Linked DNA regions of Mus musculus: all the other regions are linked to region 2. A link is a loop called in an ENCODE intact Hi-C map of the cell type or tissue named here. Cell type or tissue: left cerebral cortex. All regions are shown on one strand.

What was found. Hi-C counts contacts between places; a loop is a spot of excess contacts. Peaks named below come from ENCODE experiments on the same cell type or tissue, not always from the same donor. Only the 100,000 strongest peaks of a DNase experiment are listed, where the experiment ranks them.
Region 1: it touches region 2 in a loop (3-fold over the local background); 6 of 42 quality-filtered maps call a loop at or near these places.
Region 3: a loop joins it to region 2, with 3 times the contacts of the local background. A loop is called at or near these places in 2 of 42 quality-filtered maps.

What each region holds. Positions count from the first base shown.
Region 1 is chr15:37,922,950-37,930,949 of GRCm38, forward strand. It overlaps Rrm2b (ribonucleotide reductase M2 B (TP53 inducible)), which reads right to left. Exons shown (of 9, transcript NM_199476.1): 8 at 6,089-6,202; 9 at 1,003-4,448. The coding sequence ends at 4,296. Among named protein-coding and RNA genes, the nearest start is that of Gm35019, 19 kb to the left of the region's middle. In left cerebral cortex, no CTCF peak of the experiment used is centred here; DNase peaks (open chromatin) are centred at 3,141 and 6,529.
Region 2 is chr15:37,452,213-37,460,212 of GRCm38, forward strand. Ncald (neurocalcin delta) reads right to left here and starts at 7,170. Exons shown (of 4, transcript NM_001170868.1): 1 at 7,005-7,170. In left cerebral cortex, no CTCF peak of the experiment used is centred here; DNase peaks (open chromatin) are centred at 3,511, 3,796, 4,482, 5,585 and 6 more places; H3K4me3 peaks cover 3,938 bases; H3K27ac peaks cover 3,175 bases.
Region 3 is chr15:37,607,158-37,615,157 of GRCm38, forward strand. It overlaps a transcript of Ncald not described here. Among named protein-coding and RNA genes, the nearest start is that of Gm24833, 7.6 kb to the left of the region's middle. In left cerebral cortex, no CTCF peak of the experiment used is centred here; DNase peaks (open chromatin) are centred at 554, 3,294, 3,962, 7,493 and 1 more place; H3K27ac peaks cover 4,221 bases.

The DNA.
Region 1 (8,000 bases), 470 kb after region 2:
TTGCTTTTTGGTCACAGTGATTCATCACAGCCATTAAGACCCCAATTAAGACAGTGGAGAATGGAGAATGGATTTACCAGACAACTGCAATAGGACTGCCAGATTGTGCTGTGTTGAAGCAGACAATCATGAGTTTATAGAGAATTAATCTACTTTGATCCATTATATGACTTCTTAAGCATTCTGATGTGTTACTGTTGTGTATGTGTGTGAGTGTGAGAGTGCACACTGCAGGGCATTTGTGGAGGTCAGAGGACAACCATCAGGGAGTCAGTCCTTCCATCTTTATGTAGGTTCTTCGGATCTAATCCAGTCACCAGGCCTGCATAGCAAGCACTTTCACCTGTTCAGCCATCTCACCAACCCTATTCTATGACCTTTTCTTTACAGCATTTGACTTGCTACTGGGCAGACACAGAAAACTAGGATTGTTCCATTGGAGTAGTGCTGGAGAACTTGTTAGATTTGTGTATACTTGATGAAATACAGGGGAGGAAGAGTTCAGGAGATTGGAAATAATAATTGGTAGTAACGTGGTGGATGAGGGAGTTCTCCACTTTCCTGTTGAGTCAACTCTTTATACAGTTCCTCATGTTGTGCTGACCACCACCATAAAATTATTTTTATTTCTACTTCATAATTGTAATTTTGCTACTGTTAGGAATTGTAATGGCAATATTTTCGGAGTTAGAGGTTTGCCAAAGGGATTGGGACCCGCCGGTTAAGAACTGCTGGTCTAGAGGGTCTTAGAAGAAAATAAATGAAACAAAAAGAGGAAGATAGGGTGTGGGCCTGGGCGAGTGAAGGGTCTGAGAGTCGTAGGCAGATGTCAGAACTGTGGTGGCTTGAATACCTGAACAAATCATATAAATGTGTTGTACTGACCTGAACGCACAATTAGAAATACAATACACTCCCTTCGGTTGACACTGAGGGAGCCTGTACAAACCAAAAACATTGTCATACCCATTTAAAAATGTACAAAATGATATAACTACACAATTTATTTCAGTAAACTTTATTTTAAAAGTCATAATTTTTCAGAGCAAAAAAACCTCAAACTCTACATGCAGAATTGGTTTTACTACCATAATGTATTTTAACAAAATATATTTAGGAACACCATGTCTAATAAACTTGTTTAAATAATTAGTAATTTAGTTAAATGATCATTACCAGCCCCAAGTTCTGTCTGAGCTGGGTGACAACTCCCTCAGTGAATTCAAAACATGATTTTTGACTTTAGAACTAATTTGTCCTGAATGTAGCCCATCAAGAGTTTCCATATCAATGAAGTGACATTGGAGTCTTTGCTTAATTGTGAAAAAAATCTGGAGTCTTTGAAAATGACATAATAACATTTAAATATAAAATACAAAATTTTGAATATTAAATTATTTTTAAATATGAACACTACATTTCTTCATGCACAGAACATAAAGTGGTAGCTGGGCATGGCATCACACACCAATAACCCCAGGGACTGGGAGGCTGAAGCAAGAGGGTTATGTGTGAGATCCAGGCCAGACCACATGAGACACCAACTAAAAGAAGGAAAATAAACATAATAAAGTAGCTACATAAATAGAATCTGGAGATTTTTAAATGAAACAACTGTAACAGGTTCAAATAATAAGATATGGCTGGGAGTGATCTATCCACAAAAATAACTCTTAATTATTGAAACTCAGCCCTGCAAAAAATTCATCCAAAGTTCCTCTACATCATGATTCTAGGTGTTGAAACATTTATTTAAACTATGGTCATAACAAAGCTGTTTATCATCTTGAAATATAAAAACATAACTCTAGGACAAATTGCACTTCTTTGAAACGCATGTACTGTAAAAAAAAAGAGAGAGAGAGAGAGAGAGAGAGAGATGGCATTACCTTGATTTTTTTGTTATCTGTGAGATATTAAAAAGATATTTTATAACTTGATTTTTCCATATCTAAGAACCAAAATACTAAACATAATAAATAAATGTGCAACCTGGAGGCACTGAAGGGATACAGAATACTGAGAGTAGTAATGTAACAGTGTACTAAGAATTCAGTTTTTCAGAATTAAGACTTCTTTCAAATACAGTTTTGCTTATTGCTACTATTAACATGTATCACATAAAGGTTCCTGTCACTACTTATGAAGAACCGGGTTTAAAACTTTGAGAATGTACACCTTTAAAACTGTTTTCTTTCAGTCTGTGGTAATTTAAGTTTTAGCTGTTTTTGTATAATAGTGGATGAATACCTTGGAATATACTACCCACATACCCCGAGTTCTATGATATTTTGATACTCTGTTATAGTAGTATGCAATAGTTTAATTAATGAAAGAATAGACAAAATAAATCATGATGGATGAAGTTTAAAGGATGTAACAGTCTCAACATATTATAGGACAGTGCCTGTAAAGTTAAGTTTTTCAGCTTCTCTGATGCCTTCCTTCCTCTCTCCATGTTTTAGTAATAGCTACTCTGTCGTGCTTAGAGGGCTACTGGGTGATAACATGACAAATGGGAAGCACAGAGCCATGTTTCATTTCTGGTGCTCCCTTTAACAATGGAAGTATGGCTTGCATTCATTTAGGATTCCGAGTTTTGATCAGATAGTTGTAGAGCAAATAGAATAAAAACTTCAACAGAGATAAACCTCTGAATTTCAGCTGCCATCATTTTATTTGTACTCTGTGTGTGTGCATATGTGTGCATGTACAGGTGGTGTGTGCGTGTGTGCATGTGTACGTGTGTGCGTGTGTGCTATGCTAGGGATCTGGATTCAGGACCTCACACTTGAGTAGCAGGAACTTTACTGAGCCAGGGACCGGGTTTGATGGGGTTTAGGCTTCCTCTTGATACTTTCCTGAAAATGAGGAAGGGCACATTGCCCAGGTGTCCTGGCTCCTGGCCTCTCTGCATCTTTCTTAGAAAGACTTCCATCTCCCTTATAGACAGTCCATTAAAAGAACATTCCTTTATAACAGTGTAGAGACTTAAGAGTATAAGGATATAAAGATGACGTCAACCTTAAATCACTTTCTCAGATTGGCACAAATCCAAAATGGTTCACTAGTCCCTCCCACCTCCCTTCTTTTCTCCATTTCCAGTGTGTATAAATGATTCTAGGACAGCTTTCCCCAGTGCACTCAGTAGCTGTGGGAGGTGCTGACAGCCTTGTGTTGTGTACATGTGGGCAGCTGCTTTGCAGACTGCATTCTAGGCAGGGATGGAATGCTCAGCCTTCCCCAAGCCCACTGACTGCATCTCTTTTTCCATCACAAGAACTCTGAAGATCTACCAGGTTTGAGAAGACAACTTTGAGAAATGCCCATCAATCCAGGTTCTAAACACCCCTGGGCTGTCCCTGGCAACAGTTATCCTTTTAATTCCTAAAGAAGAATCACTTTGCTTACAAGAACCACAACCATGGTAACCTGGAGTCTACTACTCCATAAGCCTCCCACGATAAGCAATTAAGAGCTATATATTATTTCTTTACTGCAGATTAATGAATTCAAAGCAGTTGACAAGAATTATGATCTCTCTAAGGAGACCCTTATATTCCTCCTGCAAACATTAAAACCACAAAGATTCAATGAATTCTTTATCTCAATCCACCCCTCAGTCACTCTCTGGCGAGGAGTGGACTGCATCACAACGCCACTGTACTTGATCTTCTCACTAATATTAATTAGCAGGTGAGGCAGTGGAGATAAAAGTATTAGATAAACAAACTATTTCTGTATATTAGCCCTCTGGTCACCTCCATGAACTTGGGACTTACTATTATACAAATTTTACAGATAAATATCCTGACGTTTACAGTGACTAACTGACTTGCCAAGGTCACATCAAGGAGTAAGCCAGAATATCAAGCTCATACCTGACTCCTAAATCTATGCTCTTAATGCCATCTTAAGTGCTTATGACAAAAAGGAAAAAAAAAAGACATATTGGTCACACTTTCATTGTATAAATAAACTGAAGTACATTTAGATAAAATTAAATCATTTAGAATTTAGTTTTATATTTCCTTCTATTCAAATTCTCATTCCCTTAAATGAGATACTGAAAGTTTCAAAAAGACAAAAATAGATTGCTATTTACCAACAACAGGTTTCCATGTGTTTTGTTTGTTTTCGCTGTTCTGTTGCTTTTGAGATAGATCTCAGTATGTATCCCTGATCATCCTCAAACCCAGAGATCCACGTGCCCTCAGCTTCCTCTGAGGACTGGACTAAGGCATGTACTACCACAGCCGAATTCTATAGATTTTTTTTTTTAAATGAGGAGGGCTTTAGAAATCTGCATCCAAGGTGAAGACATTATCTGTGGTTTCGGCCATGACTGCAAATCGCTGATACTCAGAAACTCGTTTCTCAAAGAAATTTGTTTTCCCTTCTAATGAAATGTTCTCCATAAAATCAAAGGGATTTTCTGCCTGAAAAATCTGGAAAGAAAAGAAACGCCATTAGACATTCTAAAGAATCCAAATTAAATCTCACAGCAAGGGCAAAATGGCAAAACCCAGAGGGCAGGACTCCACTTCATAGTCGCCTACAGCCACACTGCTCCACTAAGGTACTGAGGGTTTCTGATGGCTGTTCCCAGTTTCATTTAAAGTTTCAAAGGTTTTTGCAAAACCATTTTTTCCTTATAAAACAAGTCTCTGTCCTACAAATTTTATGTATTTGTCTGTTTATCAGAGATGGGGCAGGTACCCCAGATTGGCCACAAACTTTCGATCCTTAGAAATGTTAGAGTTACAGATAAACATCACACATCTAATGTGTCCCTTGTATTTTAAAAGTAGATTAATGTATTACAAATGCTTTTGTAGAATCCAAAATAAATTCAAGACCACCCAGCCCCTCCCCCCTCTGAAGGGACTTCCAGACTGTATAGTTTCCGTGGTCAGAATGACCATGTCTCTTGTGTTTTGGTTCAGATAGTGCCTAGATTATTATACCACCCTGAGGACTAAGTTTAGAGACCCTGAATAATAACCACAACAAAAATAACAGTTTTCAGAAAAATTCCTCTACCCCACCCTACACTGAATTCTGAAAAAAACACAAACCACCCTGACCTTGTTGCTAGAATTACTCTGATGTTAATAGCCGTGACATAATAGCTGTGATGTTACTAGCTGACCCATAAGTTCAAAACATTCTGCTGCTTTGCTGAAAAACCACAAGAGCAGGCAGAGTGAGGGACTAGGCCAAAGGGTTACTTAGTCACCCTATACAAACCAACCAATGTCTGAAAGGGTTACTTGCTACACCAATTAGAATAAGCCAGCTAGCCGGGCAGTGGTGACACATGCCTTTAATCCCAGCACTTGGGAGGCAGAGGCAGGCAGATTTCTGAGTTTGAGGCCAGCCTGGTCTACACAGTGAGTTCCAGGATGGCCAGGGCTACACAGAGAAAACCTGTCTCAAAAAACAAAACAAACACACAAAAGAATAAGCCAGCTAACCTGTTGCCTAAATCTTCCCTTTAGAAGGTATAAAAAGTGTGTTCTTTGTTCATTCGGGGTCTCTCCTCTGGCCTGCGTGCTGAGACCGGTGGGGGGGGGGGGGGCAACATGTTGGATTAATAAAAACCTCTTGCGGTTTGCAGCGATGGCAGTCTCTGTGGTCTTTATGAGTGAGGGGTTTTTGGCAGACTCCAACACTTTCAGTAAAATTAACTTTAGAGACCTTATTTGCCTATAACATTTTATTGGTAGTATGGTGGTTTGAATGAGAATAGACCCCAGAGGCTCATATATTTGAATGTTTGGTTTTGAGCTGGTGAGCTGGACGTATGGACTGTTAGAGGAGGTGTGTCACTGTGGATGTGTTTTTTGAAGTTGTTTTCTCTGCTTCCTGTCTATGATAGATCAGGATGTAGCTCTGAGCCCCTGCTCCAGCACCAGGCTTGACTGCCTTCTGCTCTGCTCCCTGCATGACAGCCACGGACTCACCCTCTCAAACTGTAAACAAGGCTCCACCACGTGTTTTCTTTGATAAGCTGCCTTGCATCTTTTCACAGCAATGGAACAGTAACTAAAACCACTAGTCACATGTTTTAAAACACTTTATTTACCTTTGAGAATCCAAGTTCTCCAAGTAATCTGTCAGCTACAAACTCAATGTACTGTTTCATCAAAACACAGTTCATTCCAATGAGGCCAACAGGCAAGGCTTCTGTTAAAAACTCCTGGAATGCAAACAAAATCAGAATAAGGAACAAAAAAATAACAATAAAATAAGCATACATTTCCCAAATATAAAGTATTATGGTTGGAATCTGAAATGCCCCCTACATGTTCATGCGTTTGAACATTTGGTCCCTACCTGTGTAGAAAGGCCATAGAACCTTTAAGAGCTCAGACTTGGCTGGCAGAAATAGTTCGCTGGGTGTGAGCTTGAAGGCCTTTTCCCCATCCCAACTCTACTTGCTGGTCTGCCAAAATCTAAACAAGCTGTACTTTAAGCTCCTACTAGAACCTTCCTTGCTATGACAATATCTTCTGAGCCATGAACCAAAATAGGTACTTCTTCCCTTAAGTTTCTCACAGAGGAAGTGACTAACATGGAGGAGTTTAGAATTATTCATACTCTAGACACTGATTTTACTCAAGGCAAGGTATGCCAGAATAAATTTAACATGACACATGATAGTCATCTGTTTACAAATGTTTGGGATAGTATTAATCGTATGATTTCACATTCTCGGGGCACCAAAGTTAAGTAGAAAATAGCACATTACTGGATCCTTCAATGTCTAGGACCTAGCTTCTAGATCTCCTCAACAGAGAAGAGGAGAATGCTTTATCCTGCAGACAGCTCTACAGACAGCTCTACAAAGACCACCACCTTGGCAGCATGACTGCAACAGGAGCAGAGAGAGAGAGACATCGGTTCCAGAGAGTATGAGAATGGACAGACATGGATTTGGAGGTTGGAAGATAAACTGAAGTCCAACTGAAAGACAGTGAGTGGTAAAGTGGAAATGGAGAAAAGTGGAAGCACATTAACCATGAAATTCATCTTCAAAGTGGTAGAAGATGCCAAGATGTGCAGCCTTCCCCTCACAGCATGAAAAACATCCTACAAAGTACGTACTCTTTAAAAAGAAGGTAAGTAAATTTCATTTTTAAGTTAGTTCTTACGAGTGATACAAAACACATGTAAGTAGATTATCAAGTTGTCTCTAGTCACAAAGCTTTGCAGGTCCTAAGCTAAGTTTACCTCACTAAGTCACTTACTTACTCATTTTGTGACTGTTTAGTTTGTTTTCAGCTAGGCAAACTGCTATGTTATTGAAACTATGAAACAAAAACTGCCATTCCATAGTAAAGAATATAAAAATAAGGGCTGGAGAGATGGATCCGCAGATAAAAGCACTGGCTGTTCTTCCAAAGGCCCTAGTTTCAATTCCCAGCACCCAGATGGCAGCTCACAACTGTCTGAAACTACAGTTCTAGAATCTGACACCCTCATATATACATATATGTACATATATACATACATGCAGGCAAAACACCAATGCACAGAGAAAATAACAGACACACACAAAAACACACATACACACACATATATACAATAGTTAAAATGTCTGTTATGGAATAATACTTAAAAGATACATTAAATATAATTATTTAAATTATATATTTATATAATTTTATAAAATATATATTTAAATTAATTTAAAATAAATTAAAACAAAATATAGCCCTGAAATAAACCAGGTATACAAAAAACCCTGATATATAATGAAGACTAACTTAACAAAATTACAAACTGAGGTAACAACTTCAATACATCACGTGTCAGTACTCTCGTGGTTGATGAGAACCAGCCGCCATAGGCTCATCTATTTTGATACTTGGTCCCTAGTTGATGGGATTGTTTGGGGATGATTAGGAGGTGTGGCATCGTTAGAGGAAGTGTGTGTGTGTCACTGGGGATAGCCCATGCCACTCCCAGTTAGGCCTTTTTGCCTCCTAATGTGG
Region 2 (8,000 bases):
TGAAAGACACTTTTCCTCCGAAATTATTTCAGGTTAGGCTATATACTTGTATAAAAGCACAAAAGCCCTTTAACCTATATGTTTCTAAAGTCGAAGCCTCCACATACACATTGCACCATTATCTTCTGTATACTGTTTACTCAGACAACCTAAAATATTAACCCAAAGCTTTTGGGCTTAAGGCAACTGTGGGGAAAGGCTCAGAGAGAATAACTTATCAGCCCGGCATAAGGACAGGGGAGAAAGACCCCATGGCAGGGCACTGGAGTCATCTTCAGACTCCGTCATTCACATATTTGACAGTTGGTGCTGGATGTTGGCTGGGACCATCAGCTGAAACAACTATATATGGCCTCTCCATATGTCTGGGCTTCTTCACACATGGAAGCTGGGCTCCAGGGGTGAATATAACATATGAGATAAATAAATAAGAGAGCTGTAGAGAAAGGGGAAATTGTATCTTTTAATGATATCCCCTTGAATTTTGTGTAGCATCATCTCACTACAGTCTCTTAGTTGGGCCAATCACAAGCTCCTTTGCGTTGGAAGGGGATACAACAGTCTCTTGATACAGAACGACGATATTTCACAAGAATGCACAGGAGTGATTAGGACTTCATGACCACTTTTGGAGATTATAACCTGCCACAACCTGACACAGCACTTCTAGGAGAGAATCTAGCAAATTCCAACTGGATGGGTAGAGCTGCATAGTGAATAAAGCCAGGACTTTGGAGCCAAACACTACAGGTTCCGCATAAACTCTGGTGATACTGGGAAGTTTGCTATGCTCTCTGTCTCTCTGCTTCCTCCACTAAAAAACCGGATGGCTCAGGGAGAAATAGATACTATGAAAAGAACTCAGAAGTCTATACAGCTTCCTTAGAGTTATCTATTATTATAACACCAGGGATATACCTTCTCTACCCCTGAAAATGCTTTGTCCAGCCTCTTGGGTGGTGTTGGCATCACTGGCAGAGGCTTAAACAACTCACAGCAGGTCAAACTATTGAGTGCCTAGTGTCTGCCAATTACTATTGGAGGGAGTTGATTCCAAAACCCCATGAGATAGGCACTAGTATTGTCCAAATGAGAAAATGTGGCTTTTGTAAAAAAAGAACCAACACAAAGTGGTAAAGACAGGACTTACACTCAGCCTAACTTAGGAGGAGCTGGAGTCCCTGGGCACCTGTGTGAAGCAGCATTTTTCTCTAACCAGATTTGTGAGTGAGTGGAGACAGAAAGCATTGTGTCTGCTTACTGAAGCAGGGAGCTTATTCTTAGTGGTTAACACAGAAAACATGGGAGATATTTGGGTACCAATGTAAAGTTTACTTCTAACGAGTAATGTGGGTCCTATCTTTTGAATAACCCCAAGTATTGGCATAAGAGTAAATTATTCTCTTGGTTACTTATCTTCTGAATGAGGGACAGATAACCTTTGGCCCACTGGGAACACAGGCTTGACATACTCACCTGGAATCTCTGATTCAAGCAGGTGGAAAGAAATGGCTCTTTTTGCTAGGTATTCAATAGCTGCCTCTTCTAAAGTTTGATTCTGGAGTAGAATCTAATGTTTTCCAGGCTACTTGACTACAGTACAGTGTATCCATGAGAGAAGGACTCCTGGTTTCTTGCTCCCTATACAGCCAGACTGTAAGTGGTCAATGGTGGGGACCTGACTTATTCTTTTCCACATAGTATTTCTCATGCCTAGTCTAATATTGGTACATAACAGGTGTTCAGGATTTACTGAATGTATCAAAGGCTGAAGGGTCAGTCAAGAACTCAGAGCCACTACGGTTCTATGTTCCAATGGTAGACACCATTCAAGGGTCACGGTAAGGAGGGACCCAAAATGCCTAAAGTAATATGATGCTGCAGAAGCCACCTAGTGAGTGAGAATGGCCGATCCTGCTGCAGCTGATCCAGGGTGTGACATGGGAAGGTAGGGGGTGCCATTACTTTTGTGGAACACTGTTATTGTACCTTCAAGATGCTGTAAATTTGATGGTCACAGAACTGATTGTGGTCTATGGAAGTCTCCTTAGCATACAGTCATACTCTTTGGCATTTATGTCCAATACACATATAATAGAAACAAAGACATTTCAGGGTCAACATTTAAAACGTTTACCTTGATGTAATGGTTAATTTTGATTGTCCAAGTGACAGGATCTAGGATCAACTAGGGGACAGATAAGTCTATGGGCACACTTGTGAAGGAGTTGCCAGATTGGGTGACTCGAGGTAGAAAAATCCATCCTAACTGTGGAAGGCACCATTGCATGAGCCAGGACCCTGGACTAAGTAAATTGGAGGAAGCAAGCTGAGAAACAGCATTCATCTGGGTCTACTTCCTGACTGAGGATGTAATGTGACCAACTGCCTTGTGGTCCCGAGGTCATCCTGTCTGTGCCCTGATGGACCACATACCTTTAACTGTGAGCCAGAATAATACCTTTCTTTGTTTTGTTTTGTGTTTATTTTGTGGGTGTTTTTTTTGTTTGTTTGTTTTGTTTTGTTTTTGAGATAAGGTTTCTCTGTGTATCCCTGGCTATCCTGGACTCACTGTGTAGACCATGCTGGCCACAAATTCACAGACATCCACCTGCCTCTGCCTCCCAAGTACTGGGATTAAAGGCATGCACCACCATGCCTGGCCAAATCCTTCCCATTGTTGGGTATTTTTGTCACAGCTACAGTAACCAGTACAGCTGCTTAAGGAAGATGTACAGGCCTCGCTTTGCTGGAATGCTGAGCAGAGCTCACTGACTGTGGAAAAGCATCCGATTAAAGCAACAACTGGAATATCTTTCATATTAGCAATTTCTTGCCTGCAAATCAAATATAGGACTTTATCGTGACATGAGTCTATTCCATTCTAGATTACCATGGAATAATTTAATTAAAAAATTGTCATTTCTATTTATGCACTCGTGTGTGCCTGTGTGAGTGTATGCTACATGTGTACAGGTGCCTGTGGAGGCCAGAAGAGGCTGTCAGATCCCCTGTAGCTGGACTTACAAGCAGTTGTGAGCCCTTTGACGTGGTTTCTGGGAACTGAGGTCCTTTAGAAGAGCAGCAAATGCTCTTAAGTACTGAGCCATTTCAGCATGACATTAATGGCATCTATAGATATATTTCACAAAAGCTATAAATTTAAGCACAGAGATGAGAAACTATTGGTCTGGAGAATGTAGCACCAGTGGACTTAATATTTATCATATAATTTCTGTATAAAAGTCTCAATAAACACTAACTTTTATGGCATCTCTTATGGAAACAATAAAAAAATGTTGAATTTTGTAAAGCTGTTGCTAGTTGCTTTCCATCCTAAGATGCCATTTAAAGAAAAGTCGACTTCGTAAAAAATCACGACACATTCCTTTCTGCGCCGAAGTTTCCAGCACCTCCATCAAGAAGCAGAGGACAGCTGGGGATGTTAGACTTTCTCCAAGTTTCTCTGCAGGTTGCCACAGAGACTCAGGCTCCAAGCAGGTGTTTTTCCTAATCCAAAGAGCAAGAACTATTTAAGAACATCCTCTTTCGTAATCCCTCTGAGACCACACGAAAAATTACTCAGCTTCCATTTCAAATGCAAGGGATTTGGATTTGGTTTAAACAACAGCTTGTGCAAAACCATCTTAACTCCATTCTTTTACACCAGTATGGTAGGAGCTCATGTAATTGAAAGGGCGGCTTTGGTCTCTCTAAACACAGGGCTGTGACAGCAGCTAATGGACAGCAAAGTTCCCTCATCTCACAGAGGAAAGTCAACACTATTTTCTTCTCATTCAAAACAATGTAGGGAATGAGAGCTTTTCTGACACCCGACACTACACAATGACACTCACACCTCCTACTACACAATAACACTCACACCTCCTTCTTGGCCTTAGCTATGTCTTGCATCCAGTTTGGCTCTTCTGGGAAGTGTCTGCTTTTCCCAGCATGCTTCATGAAAGCACCGTCCACTTATCTTCCCTGTGTGGATAAAGGTCTCTTTGTAAACAGCTATGGTCCTCTGTGGCACACGGTTTGAACTTGAGTGACCTGTCAATAGTGTTTTCCTCATAACCCATATCTACCCAGGTAAGAGTTCCTTGTGCAGGTAACAGAAGACGAGTTAAGGGTGGCGGTGGTGGGGTATTAAAGGTAAATTGCAGATTTAGCAGCTGAGGGATCTTGCCATCCCCGTCTGCACCAGTATTTAGAGTGTACTGTGAAGTTCTCAGGGTCCAAGAATAAAATCAGATGCTGTGGAACTGAAATAAGGTTATGGACTTTGTCCAGGGGGTTCTATGTCCTTTGGCCCCACAAGCTCACATATTAGTTACCTCCAGAGCAGACAGAATCCAGAAGAACCCCAAGAACTTGGGTGGTTAAATAATGTCATCTTTATTTCCACCAACCCCAAACTGAAATTTAGTATTTCTTTCCACTAAAATGTGGGTCACAAACCACAGTGCCAGGGATGTTGCCAAGACAAATCGCAGATATTTGCATTTCATATTGCAATTCTTAGACTAACTCTATTTCAAAGCAGCCTTCACGCGAAGCACTGCCTCATTACTGTGGTAGCTATTGCACCTGCTGGTAGGGTATATGACTTAATAACATATGAACAAAGCAATTATCCTGTCATAATGAAAAGATAGTATATTTTATTTTTTATTATTTTGTATGTTTTGAAATTATTCTATAATAACTTTATCCCTCCCATTTTCTTTGCTCCCTCCAATACCTTCTGAATCTCCCCCCTTCCCCTGCCCCTCTCCCCTCCCTGCTTTCTTTCAAACTCATGGCCTCTTTTTCTTTTTCTTTTTTTAAAGACACATTTTCATGAAAAGTAGTTTCCTTTGCAACACAGCATACTTTGTTTTATGCACTTCAGATATCATTCTGGAAAAGAGTCCACAGGTAGCACCAGACGGCCAGACGTGCTCGTGGCACTGAAAGGGTTAAGGCTTCCTGAAACTAGACCCAGAGCCTTTAATAATTCAGCAGCCAGGTTTCTAGAGTCAATCATTCCATGCTGGCATCTTCTGAGGCTGAAGCACTCTTGACCTTGATAGCAGGCAGCACAGACTCGCTGCTGCAGGGGGATGCTCCTCAGCCCCCTTTCCTTATTTAAAAAAAAAAAACAAAACAAAAACAAAAAACCAAACCCTTGGCTCGAGGCTTTGAAAGTTCTTATTTTCATCAGGGAGGCTCTTTTCCCAACTTTTTATCACCGACATTTTGCCACTAACACCGACTCTCTCTCTCTCACAGTTTTGATTGTTGGAATCCAGTCTCATGCATGAGGGCATGAGGATGTCGTACATAATCATCTTGTGAATTTAAAACCAGGGAGAGAACCAAGAAAAAGAGTGAAGATAACAGTCGACACAAGAAAAGTTAAAGCACCAAGTGTATACCACGAGAGATGCCTTTAAATGACAGTGCTAGCTGGTCCCCCCATTCTCAATTGAAATGTCACACACCAGTTGACTCATGAAAGTGGTAGCGTCTGGGTTACAAGAACATGAGGTCAGTTAAATGACTGGAAGACGTCTTAGTAAATACATGTATGTACAAGCACATCAGACAGTGGACAGTCCTAACGGAAGCTCTGATCAAAAGGTCCATTCACTGAAAGCTGCTTGGAAAATAATTGATTCAAGCAGTTATTCATTTACTGCTGCGGCTACAGGCTCTCAGAATTCTCACCCAACGAGAGCAAAATGTAGAACCCACAATTCTGAGCCTAGTAACAGAAGCAAAAAACAATGTATTCTTTCACCAAACTAAAATATAACTATATCGTCAACCTACTGTCCAAACAATGTATTATTTCTCCAAACTAAAATATAACTATATCATCAACCTACTGACTGCATATATCGAGTGGAGCCAGTCTATCTATGCTCCTTCAAATGCTGGTTCTATTTCAGATGGCTGTCTAAAATACGCCTCGTTTCTGTTAAATCTGTAAGATCTAGAAACCTGTTTATCCATCTAGGCTTCTGTTTGCTTCAGAACCTGAGGTTTCCTTGAAACTTGGAGCTGCAGAAGGAGCTAGCAGAACCACAGCAATGCACACACAACAGCCGGAGCAATCCTTGCTCATCAGTTACCAAATCACTCACACAAGACCTGGAGCAAATTTTTATCGAGCATCCTCAATCTACATTTCAGTTAGGGAAGACCTCACATCAATGCATATTTAGTTCCAGGCTAGTTTCTTCTCAAGATAATTACTTTTAAGAATAAAGATCAGAACCAGCTTACAGGACTCCTTAGAAAAGGCCAGTCAGTCCCTCCTCTTCACCAGGGTTTTCAGAGAGAGCGAGCCACAAAATAGCACTTCACAGTAACACCCACAAAACAACCACACGCACACACATAAAGGTTCCACCCCGACTTCCTTGGCATATTGCAGATTCTTTTCTCTAAACAGGAAGCTGTTGACAGTTCCCCTCTTATTTACAGAGTACCAAAAGCCCCCTTTACAATAATAACCACAACTTTCAAAGTCTAGAGTCTTTTCTCACGGTTCCCATTGTTGCTAATTATACATGCTGCAAATGAGGTAGAAACCAAATTCCAGACTGCTGTGGGCTGACGCAGAATCAGCAGCAGCAACAAGGAAAAGTTAGCTGCTCCCTCCAAGGCGGTGCTGGAGTTACCAGACCCCAAACAACACTGAAGGAGGGATTCCTAGAATTCAAGGGAGCAAATTTGGCTCACGCTGCAAAATGAGAATTTCTAAATAATGTATGTTAGCAAGCATTGCGCAAGAAAGATTACATTTTAACCTACTTCATGGAACACTAATCCAAATTTAACCAAGTTCCAGAGACTGCCTGAAATTCGTGACTGGAAGCTGCTTCACATTCTTTGGCTCCGTTCGTCAGTAACTGCTCTTGAAGGCAAAGTTGTAGGAGGTTAAGAGGGGAGGGAAAACCATCAGGGGCTGTGAAACCACGTAACTCCTGTGTATAAAGCAAACCGATTACCTCACGCTGAAGAAGTGGGGGTTTAGTAGTCCATGCTCCTGCAGCCCCTGGGAAGCAACAACCACAGCTGTAGGGACAGCAACAGCGGCGGCGGCGGCAGCAGCAGCAGCAAGGTCCAGCATCCACCAGATTCTCACAAGCCTTTGACTGTGCGGACTCAGCCACAGACTCTGCCTCTGGCTGACGTCAAAGTCCCTGTCACATGGCCAGATAAAAGCCAAGAGAGCATTGGTTGTCGTAGCAACCACAGACTGGCTCTGAAATTATTTCAATAGGTCATCTGTCACTGATGTGTGTGCTCGTGTGTGTGCATATCTGTGTGTGCATGTATGTATACACATGGATTGCAAAACCATTGTGAACAGTGCCCGGCAGATAATTTCAACCCTCAAAGTTGTGACTCACGAGTGCCTGCAACTTTCATCATTAAAGCCTGCTTGTCCTTTCTCTGGTTGCCAGAAAATGCATGCTGTGACCCTTAGTCTTACTATCACAGCACAGAGCCCCTCCCCCTCCAGTCAAAAAAAGAAGCTGAAAACATTCATGAGGTGGTTTTCTTAGTGAATTAAATTCCCCTCTAAATAAACTGAGAGAAAACAGCTTTCAAGAGATTGTTGGTGGAAAAACTGTATATTCTTGAAACTGAATCCTCATCGGTGTCCCGAGAGCATGCCGATGAAAGATGGTGTGGCTGAAGGAGCCTGACAGGAAGGAAGCATGCTGCAAAAAGCAGGGTAGATAAAGCCAAGTCGCATGCCACCTAAGATTCCTTGCAAAAATGATGACCAGAACACTTCCACAAGGGCACAACTTTAGAAGGACCTGGAGATGATGAGAAAAGGGGCCAGACCCCTCCGCAGGTCCCACACTCTACCCTCCCACGATTCTCTGGTCCATAACGGACTGAGGGAGTTTCATGTTGAGTGACTGGTTCGGCATCCCACAGATGGAATCTCCCTACCACAGAGGAGTCAACAGTGCAGCCCACCTGTTCCC
Region 3 (8,000 bases), 150 kb after region 2:
ATGGTGGGAGCATGGCAGCATCTAGGCAGACATGGTGCAGGAGGAGCTGAGAATTTTACTTCTTCTTCCAAAGGCAAACAGCAGAAGACTGACTCCTCAGGTAGCTAGGAGAAGGGTCTCAAAGCCACACCCACACTTCCTCCAACAAGGCCACACCTCCTAGTAGTGCCACTCCCTGCCAAGCATATTTAAACTACCACACTTGGATTTAAGAATATCTAGCGTGTGTGTGTGTGTGTTTGTGTGTCTGTCTGTCTGTCTGTCTGTCTTTCTGTCTATCTGTCTGTACATAGTCTAAGTTTTAAGACCCAGGTTCAGATATAATATAATATAATATAATATAATATAATATAATATAATATCGTCAGAACGCCAAGGAGATAGATGCTGTCTTCAAGTCTGGGTTTATGTACACACGACTGATTCAAAGAGGTTGCTCTGCAGTGATGCTGTGCTCCTACAATCCAGACTGAGAAATGAGTCACCATGACATCAGGGTTGTTCTGCAGTGATGCTGTACTCCTACAATCCAGACTGAGAAATGAGTCACCATGACATCAGGGTTGTTCTGCAGTGATGCTGTGCTCCTACAATCCAGACTGAGAAATGAGTCACCATGATATCAGACACTTCATCAAAGTTCCTCTACTTGGTTGTCTCTAGGCAACATGGGGCTCAGTGCAGCCACAATTAAAGTTAGAGTAGCTGGTGTGGGAATGGCTGCTGATCATTGCAGTGTCAAGAAAGAGCCAGGTGGGCCCAATGATGCATTCAAAGTGGGCATTTAGCTTACTTTCCTCCCAAAGCCTACAAATGACAGTAAAAGGATTTTATTACAGGCAAGCACCTACAGGGACAAAGAAGAGATAACAACAGCGATGAATTTTGGATGCTGGAAAGCAGATGGGCAAGTGGTAACTGATTCAACCAACCTGAAAATGTCGGAGGAGGGAGGGCGAGAGCGAAGAACCACCAGACTTGCATTGTGTAACCAGAACATGGCTCGGGGGCTTGCAGGACTAGGTATCCTGAAATCAGGGTTGAGAGTGAAACTAAAGGCAAAGGGGATGAGAGTCTCATCCCGAGAGTCTGCTGGACCAGATGCTCTTTCCCCAGGCAGCTAGACAACCAACCAATAGCCCCGTCCCCCCAAACCTGGCTCAGCCTAGGATTCTGGCTCTGCAATGGGATTCTGTAGTGGCTCAACTAGTAGCCTAATATGTGTCTCCGTGGCTTGACTCTTCCACAGAAATACTGTTTTTTTTTTGTTTTTTTTTGTTTTTTTTTGTTTTTTTTTTTTTTGTCAGGGAGACTTGCTTTGGTTCCTGGGACATGGGCAGAAGTGACAGTGAGCAGTGTCTTAGCTTTCAGCATAAAAGATATTGTACTTCCATCCACTTCCTGTGTTGAATTTCTGATATAGCTGTGAGAAGAATATGTCCTGGCCACCTGCTAGCCCAAGAAGAATGAATGTCTGCGAGGCAGACCAGATCTGAGCCCATGGCCAGGAGCCAAGCACAGCTAATGTGCAGGCTCATAAGCCAGATGCAAGCACCTGTAGCTGTCATCTGCCCCTGAAATTCTGTGGGATTTGTTCCACAGCATGGTTGGCAGGATTGAAAATATGGACCTAGAAATAGAATGTGGCTGTAATGAAAACAATAATATATGCTATTGACATTGGGAACAGGTGGCAATAGATCATAAATATAGTGTTCTGCAGTATACATTTCTATGCTAAAATATAAGGAATAAAATAGAATACAAGATTATAACCCATGTTGACACCTACTCCCCCCCCCCAACGGAATCATTGTTATTGATAGAAACCTGAGAGAATTTTAATCTTCTGCATGTACCTAAAGCTTTGAGAAAGAAGGCCTGGAGAAAAAATATTTACAGAGCATGCTAGATAATTTTACATCAACCAGACACAAGCTACAGTCATCAGAGAGGATGAAACCTCAATTAAGAAAATGCCTCCATAAGATCAGCCTGTAGACAAGCCTGTGGGATATTTTCTTAATTAGTGATTGATGTGGGAGGATCCAGCTCATCGTGAGTGATGCCATTCCTGGGCTGGTGGTCCTGGGCTCTATAAGAAAGCAGGCTGAACAAGCCATGATGAGCAAACCAGTAAGCAGCATCCCTCCATGGCCTCTGCATCAGCTCCTGCTTGGCTTGAGTTCCTATCCTGACTTCCTTCAGTGATAAACAGTGACATGAAAGTATAAACTGAATAAACCCTTTCCTCCCCAAGTTGTCTTAGTCATGATGGGTCATCCCAGCCATAGAAAGCCTAACTAAGACACAGGGTGACTCGAGTGGGCTCAGCAGTCTCAGGCCAAGGCAGTAAGGAGCTTACAAGTACAGAAGAACGGGGAGAGGCCCTGCTCCATAGGCGTGTGGAAAAGCCATACCACCCTGGCCTCTGTGTAAGCCTGAGCCATGGCTCTTTCTTCCTATGTCCATCAGTGGCAGCTTTGACTTTTCCCGGCTTGGTTTGTGGCATCTGTGTTTGAAAGGCTCTTGAGGCTGCCTCCGGAGCCTCCTGGAACTAGTGCCTCAGATAATTTCTCAGGGCCCAGCACTCACCTGCTGTTTAATTAATCAATTAATTAATGGTCCTAAACAAGTCATTTCAGCCCACAGACTTGCATTCCCTTGACAAATGTCTCTACAATGGCTATTTGTCCTAACTCTCAAACTACGGAAGCATGAGAACTCCTTAAGTTCAGAGTGTGGAGCCCCAGGTCAGGCCACAGGAACTGCTGGCAAAGTGTAGACTGTACAGGAGTGAGGAGAGGGGTTACCTGGTGTGGGTAGTGTGTTTAAAGACTTATTTCTAGCCATGAAGAGAACTTTAGTTGGTCATCCCATCTAAAAAAGAAGACATTTCTCTTTAGACCATCCCCAGGAAGTAAGAACAGGGCTCATGGTACATCATGAGCCAGTTATACCTAACATGTGAGAGCCCCCTTCCCCAAAACTAGATGAAGAATGGAGAAATGCCTCTCTAGCTGAATGTATGTATGCATGTATGTATGTATGTATGTATGTATGTATGTATGTATAGGGCAGTTGACTTCTCACTGGCTCACCCATAATGCACCCTGCTGCCAGGGTGTCAGATCCAAGTTTATCCCTGGAAGATGCTGGCCAGGAGTGCAAGTGGAAGCTCGGAGGAAGCCCCATATGGCTGCTCATTCTGAGGCAAGCGAGAACATTCCTGTCCATATGAAGAATGTAAATGTCAGAGATGCAGAGCTGCCAGTCCATCAGATGAAGTCGCTAACAATTCACATCTTCCTAGGCTTCTGCCTCAGCCTAGACCAGCTGGAACTCCAGCAGGCTTATAAAACACCTCTCCGCCAGCCATGGACCATGCTTTCTGATTCCAACACACCCTCTCCATATGCACTGGCTTGCTGAACCACATTCCCTTCTCTTCCCTAGTTTCCCTGGCTACAAACACCAGGCAAAGCCAAGGGGGCAATGGCAATTAGATACAGCACAACCCTCAATGAATAAAAACATGTCTAACTCGGAACCTGCCTGCTTCCCATTGCTCATCATCTCTGAGCACAGCTGCAGAGCACACGAGTGACCTGGGGCTCATGCAAGGCAGGTCTCATCAGCCTCCAGCACAAGACTACATAGGCAAACCCCATATCTAACACAGCATGGGTGGAGAGAGGGCAAAGGGAATAGATGGGAGAGATTTGATATGAATAGTGTGACCAGACAGATGTAGGGGTGGATAGCACTGAAAAGTACGTTGAGTTGATTCTCTCCAGGGTGGTAACATAGCAAAGAACTTGATCAGATTAGAATAGAGCCCTCTATGTGGCTTGTTGATTGCCTGTGTGGGCAACTACACCTGCAGAGCTGGCTAGAGGCCGACAGCCACAGGATGCTTCCTTTCCTAACCCACACCTTCTCCTTCCCACAGTTCCCTTCTGTCTCCTGCATGTTTGGAGGAATGTGGGTGGGTGTGTATCCTGGGTACCTGGGAAGGAGCCCAACTTTCTCTTAGTAAGACTTCTGCCACTGGATTGGATGCAATGTCCTCACTATGTATAATGTTGCTGTAGGGACAACCACACGTTCACATTTGAAAGAGGCACACTTTGCTTCCAAACTGAGTAGTTGGGACAGAAGGTCATCCTGTATTGCCTAACTCCTCTGTCCCAGATGAACAACAGTCATTTCTGGTATGAGTCTTCATGTGGCCACCTCTGTGGCCAACTCTTCCCAATTTAATGCTCACTGTGGAAAGCAAGAGATTGCCACAGTCTCAATGAAGTCTTTGGGATGTAAGTCAAGTGATAGATGATGGTTATTGGGACTATTTGTTATGAAAGGTCCTTCCCAATCATGTTTAGACACCTGGTCTCTGCCTGGCATTGAGATAGTCATTAACTGTCCCCAGGAAGTAAGAGCAGGGCCCATGGTGTATCATAAACCAGTTAGAAAATACATGTGACAACCTGCCACAGACTGGATGAATAACAAAGAAATAGCTCTCTAGCTGGGCCAAGGGAGTATTTATAGGACAGTTGACCTCTCACTGGCTTACCCATAATGCATTAACAAATGACAAGTCCAATAAGGATACCCCAGTACCCATCCCATTCCCACCATGAGACTCTTGAGAGACCACTGGGCAGCACACTGGCATGTCTTCCCTCCCACTCTCCAGAGTCCTCTCTTACTTTTCCTTAACTAATCCAGCTTCACTCTGCCTTATCTTCCCTTATTCTTCTTGAGCATGAGATAACAAACTTAGAATGTGTCTTGGGTGACCAGCTTTTATTGGGTGACCATTGGTTCAGCACCCTAACTTCACAAGTTAAGTTCATCAAGAGCTGAGCCCATTTGCAAAAACTCCCATCAAGGAACTAGGGCCTAGTTGAAGGAAGGTCACTGGAAACTTACCTTAGAAGGTTGTATTGTGTTGCCAGTTCTCTTGTCTATCTCTCTTCTCTTCCCCCAGTCCATACCCCTTCCTTGTTGGTCATTAAGTGATTTCCTCTACCACATGTTTCTGACTCCATGATATCTTGTCCAGGTACCCAGAACCGAACTACCATGAACTGACCTCTCTCTAATGTCCCTGCTCTCCTAGTTGTTCATCAGGTATCAGGTCACAGCACAGAATAATTAAAGGATTCTGACCTTATGCTAGCCATCTTTGTAAGCATTGCTGACCTCCATCTGGAGAAATGTAGAGCCAGCCACTCGGTGACTTGTAAAACAACATGGCTATAAAACAATCACTATAGCCTTCTCAAGGCTGAGAAAAGGAGGCGTCAGGATGGCTCAGCAGATGAGGATGCCTGCTGCCAAGCTTGATGACCTGAGTTTGGTCCCTGGGACCTACATATTGGGGGAGAGAACTAATGGTTTTGAATTGTTCTCTGGCTGTCACATATACACTACAGCATGCGTGCTTACACACACACACACACAGATGTAATTTTTAAAAAGTTATAAAGAACTGAGAAAAATAGCTCAGTGGTAGAACACTGTCCAGCATGTATGAGGATCTGGCTCAGTGTCCAGCACTGGGAAAACAGTAAAGCAAGCTAAGAAGAGCTTGGTAAAGGACCAGGAATTTCAATATGAAGTACTGGGCTGAGGCTTCTGTCGTAGAAACATTTGTAAAAACCCAGGCTCAGCCCTGAGCTTTACTTATGAGAAGTGCTTGGTAAAAACACTCTGTTCTCAATGAACAGAAAGGGAAATAAGATGTGGTGTTGCTCAGCAGCCAAACAGACTTCATAGACACAGCCACCTTTGTACCCCAGCCCTGGGAATGGCTTGCCTTTCGTGAATACACCAGGGGTTTGGCATGATCACATCTGGATGGTCATTTATTGTGTATTTAGCTTATGTCTGCTTTTCTGGTCAAAACCTTCAATAGCTTCCTACTTCACATGACTCTTAACACTGGCTCCTTAATGCTGCCTGGAATCTGTCTCCATCTGTACTTAGTGGCCATTTTCCTAGTCCTCTCTTCCTGTCCTTCATGCTCAGAGTCACATTAAGGGGCCGGTCAAGCAGTCATTTGGTCTGGCACATTAAAAAGGGATATAGACAAATGTAGGTAAACCCTCCATAGTCATTTGATAGCCTTCGGCATTCAAGAAGATGGAAGTGAGCAGAGCCTGCAAGGCCACAAGCTTAGACTAATAAAATATACAAAGCACAGGAGGAGCCATTCTGAGGAATGGAGAACACGGGGTGTCGGGAGGGGAAAAAAAGGAAGTGAGAACCCTGTGCCTACAAGGTGGGGATGGCGTGAGAGGAGAAGCATCCTTACAAGTGAAGAGTTCCTCTTTGAAAAGAGTAGTATCAAAGGCAGCGAGCCACAGAGTCAATGGCTGGGAGCACTGCTCAACAGACTCAAGGGCAGGGAGCACTGCATCACAGACTCAGTGGCCCACAATAGAGCAGGTCGCTGAGCTCTTTAATTGTGTAACCTACCCATGTCGCTCCGATTCTGCATCCTATGAGTACCGTGGACAGAGTAGATATCCTCAGGCATGGCACAGTTCTACAGGCTTACATATAGACATCTGCAAAGGCCTCTTGTTTTTTCTCTTGGAACAAATAAAGCTTTCTAGAACATTCTTATTGTCTAGCAAAGAAGCAGACTAGTCTCTGCTCCTGTCACCTCTAAACCAATAGACTTCACTAACCAGCAGAAACGTCTTTGTTAGTCTTTATTTTTTAAAATTAATTCTTTCAAACTGCAGAGTCAGCCCAAATAGCACATACTTACTAGCAATCAACACAAGAAAACACTGGTTAAAGAGAACCATAGTACAGGGCAGGCCTGTGTCAGAAGGAGCACCCTACTAGGATGCTAGGGCTGGGCCTATATCTTACTCGTCTGAGCTTAAAACAATCAGGATGACTTGGGCATCTCAGGAGTTCAATAAACTGTTCCTGGTTAGAGTTAGTGGAGGATGACAGATGCTCTTAAGGCCAGAATACTCTCTACATTGGAATTCTTAGGTGAATAACCCTTCTCACTCTCTCAGGTGGGTCGGATCACTTGACAGTTAAAACTAATCCCCCAGTCCCTCCTCATCACCTCTGGTCTGCCTGTCCTAGGCCTTTCTATTCTTTCTCAACACACTCCACCACCTCCTACTTTTCTCTCCATACACACACACACACACACACACACACACACACACACACACACAGAGAGAGAGAGAGAGAGAGAGAGAGAGAGAGAGAGAGAGAGAGAATCACTCCATTTGAGGAGAAAGGAGAAAAGGGAAAAGAGAAAAGGAGGGGGGAGAAGAAAAAGAAGAGGAGGAGGAGGAGAAGGAGGAAGAAGAGGAGGACCAGCTCAGCATCCTCCTCCCTGCAGTGTGGTCCTGTAAGCATGCAGATGGAACCTGTTTCCATTTATAGCAGTGTAGCTGAACTAGGAAGCTGTGAGCTGTGCTGGAGGTAATAAAAATGCAAAACTATCATTATCACCATTGATTCAACCCCGAGAGAGCCTCCAACAGGCCACGTGGAAGAGTGAGCATCTCTATAAGCGATTTTCCAAGGGCTGCTAACCCTTGCTAGTAAGACATGGAGCAAAATATGGAGTCTTGTCCCTATAACAGTCTATCTGGCTTCCTATGAGTTCTTGATCCTTTCTGGGCCTCAGTTCTTTGTGTAAGTAGAGCTCAGATCCATACTGGAAATCACAGAAACATTGGCAAAGGAGCTTGCAGCCCACACAGTTTCATTCAAATGTCAGCTCCCACCATCTACTTTCAAATTGCTGTTGTCTTTTGCCAAGTGGACAGTAGCAGAAGCAATAAGGTCCCTAGAGGAAAGAGAGACCATGAAGAAAACATTTCCTTAGGCCCCTTTAGTTAAGCATTAAACGCCAGGTTAGGGTGGGACATAAAGGCACATAGACACACACGCACAGACATACAGACACACACAAACACACACAGACACACACACACAAACACAGGTCT